3 separate regions of the Homo sapiens genome follow, and all the other regions are linked to region 2. The links are chromatin contacts, found by Hi-C or POLR2A ChIA-PET in ENCODE. All regions are on one chromosome and are shown on one strand. The core of a region is the stretch at or near the end of the contact, and the rest is flanking DNA. Distances in the headings are between cores, read along the strand shown. Region 1 holds the start of ST20 (suppressor of tumorigenicity 20). Region 2 holds the start of ABHD17C (abhydrolase domain containing 17C, depalmitoylase). Region 3 holds the start of TMC3-AS1 (TMC3 antisense RNA 1).

What was found. A loop is a pair of places that touch in the nucleus more often than their neighbours do. ChIA-PET counts read pairs that join two places held with the same protein, here RNA polymerase II (POLR2A). Pooled maps may share reads with other maps.
Region 1: a map of chondrocyte shows a loop between it and region 2 (7-fold over the local background). The contact joins the promoter of ST20 here to the promoter of ABHD17C in region 2. A Hi-C loop is called at or near these places in 1 of 168 maps with a recorded cell type or tissue (chondrocyte) and 8 of 50 pooled maps.
Region 3: a loop to region 2 is called in a map of GM12878, with 7 times the contacts of the local background. The contact joins the promoter of TMC3-AS1 here to the promoter of ABHD17C in region 2. A Hi-C loop is called at or near these places in 1 of 168 maps with a recorded cell type or tissue (GM12878) and 8 of 50 pooled maps. POLR2A ChIA-PET finds 5 or more read pairs at or near these places in 1 of 52 experiments (H1).

What each region holds. Positions count from the first base shown.
Region 1 is chr15:79,921,613-79,925,001 of GRCh38, forward strand. It overlaps ST20 (suppressor of tumorigenicity 20), which reads right to left and starts at 2,140. Exons shown (of 3, transcript NR_037653.2): 1 at 1,840-2,140. ST20-MTHFS (ST20-MTHFS readthrough) reads right to left here and starts at 1,480. Exons shown (of 4, transcript NM_001199760.2): 1 at 1,427-1,480. It overlaps ST20-AS1 (ST20 antisense RNA 1), which reads left to right and starts at 1,159. Exons shown (of 1, transcript NR_028330.1): 1 at 1,159-3,242. RefSeq lists silencers at 1,298-1,407, 1,428-1,497, 1,508-1,557, 2,178-2,327 and enhancers at 1,858-2,037, 2,468-2,517, 2,719-3,379.
Region 2 is chr15:80,693,486-80,696,919 of GRCh38, forward strand. It overlaps ABHD17C (abhydrolase domain containing 17C, depalmitoylase), which reads left to right and starts at 1,825. Exons shown (of 3, transcript NM_021214.2): 1 at 1,825-2,534. The coding sequence starts at 1,945. RefSeq lists silencers at 543-837, 1,299-1,458, 1,479-1,588, 1,609-2,028, 2,119-2,168 and 1 more and an enhancer at 2,359-2,428.
Region 3 is chr15:81,322,442-81,326,018 of GRCh38, forward strand. It overlaps TMC3-AS1 (TMC3 antisense RNA 1), which reads left to right and starts at 1,892. Exons shown (of 7, transcript NR_120365.1): 1 at 1,892-2,120. It overlaps STARD5 (StAR related lipid transfer domain containing 5), which reads right to left and starts at 1,700. Exons shown (of 6, transcript NM_181900.3): 1 at 1,560-1,700; 2 at 458-507; 3 at 1-99. The coding sequence starts at 1,658. RefSeq lists a silencer at 2,192-2,241.

The DNA.
Region 1 (3,389 bases), core at 890-3,389, 770 kb before region 2:
TCAACAAGACTATAACTGCCTTATGAACAGGAATCAACAGTTGAGAATCTTCAGAGTCTCCTATAACATCATGTAAGAGCTCACTAAATGTTTGATTTAAATAACTAGGCTTAAGAGTAATAGGCTGGGCATGGTGGCTCATGCCTGTAATCCCAGCTCTTTGGAAGGCCGAGGCGGGAGGATCACGAGGTCAGATCGAGGCCATCCTGGCTAACACGGTGAAACCCGTCTCTTCTAAAAATACGAAAACAAAAAATTAGCAGGGAGTGGTGGCCAGTGCCTGTAGTCCCAACTACTCGGGAGGCTGAGGCAGGAGAACGGTGTGAACCCAGGAGGCGGAGCTTGCAGTAAGCCAAGATCTCAACAGTGCTAAATGCATACATGGATTATCTTACTAAATTTTCATAACTCTATAGAGGTAAGTGCTATCATTATTTTCTCCATCATAGAGGAAGAAAGTGAAGCTCAGAATAACTTGCTCAAGGTCATACAGGCCTGGGCAAACCCAGGGCCTGAATCCAGCAAAGCTCTTAACTACCTCAGAACACTGCACAGTTCGAGCCCTGCAATACTACAGTCTATGAATGATTTCGATTTCACTAAGTTAGAAATTTGAATTTCAACAGAGACATTTTAGCTAAAAGGTAAAATTTTAAAGAGGATGAATTAAGAGAATTTCCCACAGACATCTTTATAATAAAATGAGGAGAAAAGCCTCCCATTTCCTATTTATGAAAGTGATATTAAGGTGTGTGTCACAATTTCATCAAGAAGTGGCTTATGACAATACAGCTTTGGTTTAGGTATTAAAATAGGACTCTTTTCTGCCCATAGGAGGACATGGAAATGAAGGATAGATGTGATAAATGTCAATTCAGAGCTCTGCAAAATGCCAGACTCAATTCTTGTTTTAAAATATCAGAGCCAGGGCTCTTGTTTCACCCTTGATTCTTCACACAAAACACCACCATCCTCTGACCTCTTCACACAGAGCAAGCTTTACCCCACTACCTAAAGGGGAGTGCTGATCCACATGGTCTCCCCATCCACGCTAGAAATTGATCCCAAACACCAACCGCTGCATAGACGTCGGCGACTTTGGTCTGCACCCCCCGAACTTGGTGATACCTCATCAAGCCAAACCCCTCCCCAACATCCAAAATGCCCAGACCAGCATCCGAAAGCTGGTCTCCTATACAAAGCAGAATCCCTGCCTACAAAGCAGTTTCCCACCTCCGACTCCTCCCCACGGCGAACAGCCCTTCTGGATCCAACCAACCCACCAACCCCAATAGGGCCCAGCACCCAGAGGGTCCACAATCCAGAGAAGGAGCTACAAGCCCTGTACTTGCAAGCCTCGAACCCCCAACTCCAACTGACCTCCCCTCTGCCAGAGCAAGACCACGAGTACCCGCCGAGAGCGGACCTGGCTGGCTACACAAAGCCAGGCGCCCGACCAGAGGGATCCTCCGGGACGTCCTCCGCCACCGGGGCGTCCCCGCCCAGCCCCGCCCGGCGCCCGGCGCTCACCAGCTCTCCTCCCCCTCCTCCTAGCCTGACAGACGCTCCAGGTCGTCTAGCAAGCCGCCCTCCCCCGCCGCCAGCAAGAAGGTGGCGTCTCGCAGCTCCTCGTTATTCGTCCGCCTCGGGTCCATCCGGCCCCGCCGCCCGACTTTGCGCTGAGACCCAAGGGGAAGCCCCGAGGGGACCCCGCGCCGTAGGAGGGAGTGGAGGAGCCGGCGAACCGCGATGGAGCCGGGGCCCAGCACAGCGCGAGCGGCTCCTCGGCTGTTCGTGCTGCTTCCCCAGCTTCTTCACCGGCACCTGCAGCTTCCGCACCTCCTGGTCCGCGTTCACGTTAGAGTTAACGTCCTCCATCCCGGCCCCGCTGCCTCCGCCGCCCGCGGCCCTCTCGCTCTCGCAGCAACAAGGGAAGAGCCGGAGGAAAGAGGCGTCCACGCCGCTCACTCCAGCCGAGGCCCCCGCATATAGCAGGGCCAGGCCCCGTCGCCAGGGTTCCCCCAGCGCGGGTCCCGAAGCACCGCTGGCCACAGATGAACCGCCTCCTCAGCGCAGGTCCGGGATTCGGGGAGGCAGCGCCAATATCCGGTCTCTGCAGCCATCTTCCCTCCGTCCCTCCGCCCACCGAGGGTCGGCCCTGTAGGTGACCTCAGAGCGTCGGGGATGGGCGTGGCCCCGTCGGGCGCTAAGAAGACCTAGCGCAGAGAGGACCGCCGAGCTCCCGACGGGGCGGGGCCAGGTGTGTGAGGGGCGGGGATTGGACCCGGAGGGGCGTGTCTGGACTGCCGGCGGAAGTGGAACGCGGCCTGACCTGCGACGGAAAGCCACTGCAAGCCCGGAGGCGAACAGAAGGCATTCCGCGAGCCGGGCTGAGTTGGTGAACACGGTCCTCGTTCACCCCGCCTATTGGTCTGGGCGTGTGGGGTATTCTCCACCCACTTATACGGCGTGTGGGACCGACGGGCCCGTCCTGCCCGGCTCCGGTCCGGATCTCGAGTAGGCGCTCAATGGGATTCGGGGAGACGTAGTTTACTTTGTTCAGCAAATATTTAACCGATGCCTATTTTAATGGGAGATTGTTTCCGCTGGCGGGAGCCTCAGAGACCGCCTGTGTCCTTTAAGAAACCCGAATTTCAGACAGTTAAGAGAGGTCTAAGGTCAAAATAATAATCATAATTTCTTCTTACTGGCCAGATACTATGCTAAGCCCTTTTTAATTTTATTATTATTATATTTTGTCACCGAGGCTGGAGTGCAATGGCCCGATCTTGGCTCTGCAACCTCCGCCTCCCGGTTTAAAGCGATTCTCCTGCCTCAGCCTCCCGAGTAACTGGGATTACAGGCGGGCGCCACCACGCCTCGCTGATTTTTGTATTTTAGTAGAGACGGGGTTTCGCCATTTTGGCCAGGCTGGTCTCGACCCTGACCTCAGGGTGATCCGCTCACCTCAGCCACTCAAAAGTGCTGGGATTACTGGCGTCAGCCACCGCGCGCCCGGTCGTGCTAATCACTTTGAAAGGCATTATCTCATCGGTTAAAACATAGTTTTCCGGACTTAAAAGTTTACAGCACACTGGCGCAGAAGATGGAAAACCGCTGCTTGCCTTTCTCCGTTTATTGACTCACATTCTGCTCTTTGGATCATTTTCTTCGGAAAAAGTTTTCCAAAGTGTGTCTTGTGTATTAAAAGTTGTGTATTAAAAGTATTTGAACACGCTGACAGATACTGAAGAATGCAGAAAATTGTATGAGTGTGAAAATCTGCCTTTACGATGTGTACTAGTGGCAGCAAATCCAAACAAAATTTAAGTGCTTTGTTTTGATCACATTCATTGGGCTTCAGATGTCAATTGTGCGCTGCTTTGGCT
Region 2 (3,434 bases), core at 575-3,074:
CCCAAAGTGGTGGGATTACAGGCGTGAGTCACTGTGCCCAGCTGTATAAAGCTTTTTTTTCTTTTTAAAGGATTTTCGCAGAAAAATTCTTTTTTTAAAAAAAAAAAAAAAAAAAAGGAAATGCAAACCTGCAAAGCTAGAATTGGGCTTTATGTGAAGAGTTTCACCAAGTGTGAAAACCTTCAAAACAGACTTCAAATATGCAATCTGGACAGGCTTTGTTACCAGGTTTTTAAAAATCAAGTTTGAATAGTTCAAAAACAAGTAAAATTGTTTTAGTGAAGAAATGGCCTTTTAAAACCCAGGTCCTAGCTGGGCAAGGTGGCATGTGCCGGTAGTCCTAGCTACTTGGGAGGCAGGCCGGAGGGTCATTTGAGCCCAGGAGTTGGGAGTCCAGCCTGGACAATACAGTAAGACCCTGTCTCTTAAAAAAGAAAAAATTAAAAGCGAGGTCCTGAAGGTTAATGAAATCAGTATCGGCAATTCATTTAGATGACGGTGCTCAAAATATTCGTCCTGTGGAAAGTCACAACGAAAGGTAAAATTCTCAGGACATCTGTGAGTTAAAACAACAGACCCAGCGTAGGGATTGTGCCAACCTCCCAGTCTCTAGCTGCCCTGCTGGCAGTCCAGGAAGGGTATCTCCTGTCAGTTCCTGAAAGGGAATTCTTCAGCTGCCAAATCAGGCGGGAAAAAGGAAGTATAGAAGGCTCTGTGGAAACTGGCACCAGAGCACAGTTTCAAGGCACCGAGAGTTATATTTGAAAAATCATGTAAAGGTGGCTGCCAAGATTACAGTAGATTTAAAGCAGTATAAGAATCGTTCATGACTAAGACCACTGAAAAATCCTGGACCCAAAACAACTCTAGAGACACAAACACTGTAAACGATACCTAGTATATACTTACTACCGGAAAATCTGCCACACGTGGGATTAGAAATGACAACCTCAACATGGTTTGTTGCTAAATACAGTACCCTCCTGTTCTAACAGCTGACTTTTATAGATACAGAAATGTACTAAGGGTAAAACCATGCCCTTAGAAAGGAAACGCTGTTGCTACCTATACAGAAACAGCCTCTCCTAATAAGAAACACACTGATGACCACCCTATCCCACAACCCCGGTACCCCTTACGGTGCTGAGAACTTTTGGTACTGAGCCAGTTCAGAAAGCAGCACACACGAGAGCCAAATATTTCGGGCACATTCCAACTCTTGTCCACCCCTTAGTTTCCTTTTCAGTAGACTCCCAAGAACCTCCATCCACGGGAGAAACCTGGATTTGGGGGAGGGAATCCCAGGGGGAGGGGAGGGGAGCGGTCCACCCCGGGACACATGCACCCCCTCCAGGGTCCCCTCTGCAGATCGGCCCAGCTGTCCGGGCGCAGAGCCCCCAGCCCCGGCACCCAGCTTCTCCGGGCCCCGGAGCCGCCTGGAAGCCCCCGTCGGCCGCAGGTCGAGAAGGTGCTTCCCAGGCCGGGGAAGGTGCCCGCGCCCTTGCCCGCAGCGCCCCGCCCCGATGCCCGGCTCTGCGCCGCGTCCCAGCGGCGGCGCCGCCGCGCGGTAACCCGGAAGTGGCGGCGGCGGCGGCGGCGGCGGCGGGCGTGCGGGAGCGGGAACGGGAGCGGGGGGCGGCGCGCACGAGCCGGCCATGGACGCCGCCGCCGGCTTTGTGTGCCGCGCGCGGGCCCGGGCCGCCCGCGCCTCGCCTGGGTTCCGGGGCCGCCGCTGACCCGCCCGGGCTCCGAGCGCCGCGCCCGCCGGGCCGGCCCCGCCTCCTGCCCTCCTCCGCCTCCGCCTCCTCCTGCCGCCGGGCGGGCGGGCTGCAGCCGCCCTCCGCGCTCGCCTGCCAGCTCCCTCGCCGCGCGTCCGTCCTCCGTCCTCCCGGGCCAGCCAGCCAGCCAGCCAGCCGGGCCGGCGGCGGGCACCAGGCCGTCCCGATGCCCGAGCCAGGCCCCAGGATGAACGGCTTCTCGCTGGGTGAGCTGTGCTGGCTCTTCTGCTGCCCGCCCTGCCCGAGCCGCATCGCCGCCAAGCTGGCCTTCCTGCCGCCCGAGCCCACCTACACGGTGCTGGCGCCGGAGCAGCGCGGCGCCGGCGCGTCCGCCCCGGCCCCGGCCCAGGCTACCGCCGCCGCCGCCGCGGCCCAGCCGGCACCGCAGCAGCCCGAGGAGGGCGCGGGCGCGGGGCCCGGTGCGTGCAGCCTGCACCTCAGCGAGCGCGCCGACTGGCAGTACTCGCAGCGCGAGCTGGACGCCGTCGAGGTCTTCTTCTCGCGCACGGCCCGGGACAACCGGCTCGGCTGCATGTTCGTGCGCTGCGCGCCCTCCAGCCGCTACACGCTGCTCTTCTCGCACGGCAACGCCGTGGACCTGGGCCAGATGTGCAGCTTCTACATTGGCCTCGGCTCCCGCATCAACTGCAACATCTTCTCCTACGACTACTCGGGATACGGCGTCAGCTCGGGCAAGCCCTCCGAGAAGAACCTCTACGCCGACATCGACGCCGCGTGGCAGGCGCTGCGCACCCGGTGAGCCTGCCGGGGTCGCCAGGCCTGACTTCCAGCTGTGGGGAGGCGGGGTGGGGGTCTCTTGGGGCCCCTGGGGCGGCCTGCCAGGAGAGGGGCCCCTCCTCCGGGGCTGAGGGCCAGCGGAGAGCCCCTTGGCCGCCGTAAATTCGCTTTTCTTGTCCCACCCTGGCTTGCTCCCACCCTCTCCAAAAACCGCGCCAGCCTTCAGGTTCCTGGAGAGCTCGGACTCAGAGAATTTTGCCTGCTTTGGCTCGCCTGTGTGTCGCCGGCCCACCGGCTGGGTCTTTTGTGGCTCCGGTCACCGCGAGTGGCAGAGTGTGGGTGCTTAAGTACCGGGCAGAAAGAAACAACTTGGTTCGAGTTTCGTTTGTACGAGCTGAAGTGACCTTGGGCAAGGCACATGGGTTTCTAGACTCAGTTTCCTTCCCTGTAAAGTCAGTGGGCGAGACAGGATGGCCTCTAAAAGACTTTCTGGTTGTAAAGTGCGGGCAGGACAATGTCTGGGCAACCTTGGAAACAGCTGGAGCGTCAGGTGGAGCGGGGAGTTTGCCTCCTGGTGGGGCAAAGTAGTGGCACTGTGGGGCAGGAAGTTAGCTGGTAGCTGTGGGCCTGGCACCTTCCACACGGCCTCCATAACAGTCCAGGATAAGTTTGAAACTTGCAGGGGCTGGGAAATCTCTGACCTTAAATTAGCATTCACAGAAGGACTGAAAAGTGTTTAGGGTGGGCCATCTGTGAGCCAGGCACAAACTGGGGGCATGGTTTAGGGGTTAGACCTGGTTGTTTTATAACAAGCAAACCAAAAACCTGACTTTTATTCACTATTAGACAAAAGTCTTATACATGTGCAGGTCAGGTTACCTGTTTGTGCTCCAGTTTGGGTATCTGTGACCTTTCCGA
Region 3 (3,577 bases), core at 642-3,141, 630 kb after region 2:
ACATTCTCATCCCACTTCACTCGTAGGCCTCCAACAGCTGGCTTCACACAGTCCCACACCTCCTCTAGTGTCCCATATACAATGCCTTCTCCTCGGTACCTGGAGCACGAAAAGGAATTTGACCCCAACGCATCAATCAAACTTGTTATCTTGAGATTGTATCTAAGGACTAGAAGGTGGACCATGCCATGTCTGTCACTACTCTTTAGGACAGACTTGCAGAGAAGGGGCTGAAAGTCACTAGCCCCGCCTCCCTTCAGGCCTGCAGAAATGGACAGTAAGCTTTCACAAGAATACAGTTTGCTGGAAATGATTTCATTAAAAACAGTAAGGCTTTTCTGGAGGACAAGTGATCACAGGTTATAGGGTTGATTTGAATATTTTAGGAGGCAGGCCCATAAAGATACCAGGAAGGGTGCGGCACCTCTGGTAATCTTTGAACGAGGCATGCACTTACAGGTTCCCTGGAAACTCCACAGATGGCCTCCAGGAAACTGAAACTCCATTCTGTCAAAAGGCACAGAACCACAGAATTTTAGAGCTAGAAGGGCTCTGGTCACCTGGCTTAATCCCCTGTTCTACAGAAGAGGGGTAAGAGGCCTCAAGAGATACGACTCTCCAAGGCTGTGCAACCCATACGTGGAAAAGCTGGGACTAGTCTTGGGCAAAGCTGTCCCCACAGCAGAATGTGATGAAGAAAAAGATCTTAACTGGCTGACTCCAAGAGCCGTGGGTGGTTTTTAAAATTATCTTAAAAGCCACCAGGCATTCTGTTTCCTTGAGCAACCCAGGGCTACTTAATGAAAAGTCAGAAGGGTCAAGCAAAACTACTCCCATGCTACCCTCTGGCAACGACAAAGAGAGGGGTTCATGCTGTAATGAAAAGTCAGAAGGGTCAAGCAAAACTACTCCCATGCTACCCTCTGGCAACGACAAAGAGAGGGGTTCATGCTGTAATGAAAAGTCAGAAGGGTCAAGCAAAACTACTCCCATGTTACCCTCTGGCAACGACAAAGAGAGGGGTTCATGCTGTAATGAAAAGTCAGAAGGGTCAAGCAAAACTACTCCCATGCTACCCTCTGGCAACGACAAAGAGAGGGGTTCATGCTGTAATGAACACAGAAGAAAACCTTAGTATGCATCAGATGCTGGATCAGACTTTACTGGATTTAAACAACATGTAAAAACCTCCTTAGCTGCGACCACATTCTTTCATTTTGTTTTGTTTTTAAACACCTGCTTACCCCTTAAATGCAATTTATTTACTTTTACCACTGTCACAGAAACATCCAGTCCTAAACAGCATTCAACAGCCAGGTGACCTTGGGCAAGTCACTGAGTGAAAGGAACAGATACTTACCACCTGAAGTCATTGTGAGCATAACAGGCCCAATCTTTTTTTTAAAGAAGAAAACAATCCCCATTGGAATCCCTCTCAATCGGGTCCAGGGGATTGGGGAGCAGAAAACAACGGGGAGAGGAGGCGCTTGGGGGCTTCTGGGGACCCGGGCTCCACGAAGCCGTCTCCGCGACCCCTTCCCGCCCAGCTCCTCACTCACGCCTTCCCGGCAAATCTTCCAGCCTGCTGTGTCCCGCCGGTACTGGAGCATCTTCTCGGCCACAGCCTCGCTCATCTGGGCTGCCAGCGCCGGGTCCATTGCGTCGGGAGCTGCGCTTAGCTGCGGGGTCGCGGGTGTTATGAGCGGCGGCGCTGGATCCCGGGTGCCTGGAGGCTGGAGCTCTGGGAGGAGCTCGTAGCCCCGCCTCTTTCCGCGCCCCCGCTCCCGAATTGGTCCAGGCCCTCAGACGGATCCCGCCTCCCGGAGATTGGCAGGACAAGGAGACCGCGGGGCCAGGCTCTCCAGTTAGCGTCAGCGCCTGGGCGGGTCCCGGACGCCTTGGGCGGGCCGGGTAAGGTCCAGCCGTATCCGCCTCCTTCATGTCCCGCTGTGGGAGGGGCTCTGGAGCGCCGGGACTGTGAGATGGCCAATGACGGTCTGACCCGTTGGGCCGGGCCAGGTCGCGGACAACGTCGACCGTTTGTTTAAGAAGCGTGGACTCTTGTCCTGAGTGCACCGAGGCTTTCAGCCTGCGGGACAGTGGTGCGATTTGCATTAGAGGTAATATGCTAGGGCGGCTGCTGCAGGGTGGGAGAGGAAATGCGCGTGGAGACTGGGCGCGTGCAATGGTGGGAGAGGTGTGTGGCAGGGGTGCGGGGAGTGGGGGTGAAGAGAAGAGGACCCATCGTAGAGTGTTTAGGAGATGGAAGGTGAAGGTCTCTGCCCCCGATTGTGGATGTTCAGAAGGAGAAAGCATCATGACTCCCAGCCTTGGCCACCTGGCAGCTTACCTGAGATGGAGAAGAGATAGGGTGAGTTCAGTTCTGGGCATATTTAGTTGGAGGTGCCTGAAGGGCCTTTAGTGCAGGTGTCCAGGAGTCAATGCAATGCGCTGACATCTGCGAGAGGCCCGGCTTTATTAGAGATATGGGAGTTCTCTGCTTCCAGCTGCCCTGGAGCTGCGGGGAGTGAGCCAGGGTCGCATCTTCACAGCGTGAATGGCAAGGACAGCCTCGGTTTCCCCTCTTCTGCGCTATCACCAACTAAATATTTGAAAAGGTTAATACTGAGGTCTATTTCTTATCTTTCTTTTTTATGTACTTATTGTTTCCTTTAAACTTTCGATATAAATGTTTGGAAGAGTAGTGTAAACAAATTGACAACTTGAAAGACCTTTTTGGAAGATGTGAAGGGCAGCCAGGCTGTGAAGAAGACCTGGATGGGGAATTAGGGAGCTCAAGATCTAAACCCAGTTTCACTCATTATTCTTTGAGCTTCAGTTTACTCCAAGGTGAAATGGGATACATCATAAATGTTCCTGGCGGGGTCCGGTGGCTCACGCCTGTAATCCCAGCACTTTGGGAGGCTGAGGCAGGAGATCACTTGAACCTAGGAGTTCGAGACCAGCCTGAGCAGCATGGCGAGACTCCGTCTCTACTAAAAATTCAAAAATTAGCCGGGCATGGTGGCGCGGGGCTGTAATCCCAGCTACTTGGGGGGGCTGAGGTGGGAGGATCGCTTCAACCCGGGAGGCAGAGGCAGCAGTGAACCGTGATCGCGCCACTGCACTCCAGCCTGGGCTGCAGAGCAAGATCCTGTCTCAAAAAGTAATAAAAATAAACAAACAAACAAATAAATGTTCCCTATGCCCTTGTGAAGAGAGAGGGAAGTAACGCATGTAAATACTCTTAGGACCCATAAAAGAAAAGACTAGTAAATTAATCCCATTAAAAAATTAAGCACATCAAAATTTCATAAAAAGTTAGATAATATGAGAAAAAAATCGGGACACACTTTAACACATAAGTTTTCTTATCGAACCAAGGGCTCATACAAATCATTAAGCAATTTTCAGACAACCCCATAAACAAAAAGAATGCATTAGACATGGAAAGATACTTTGTGGAAAAATTAATTGACATGGCTAACAAAGCTATAAAAAGATGCAGAACCTCACTCATTGTTAGGGAATTAAAAATTAAAGCAAGGAGAGGCTTTTCTTAAAACCTATTGATGGA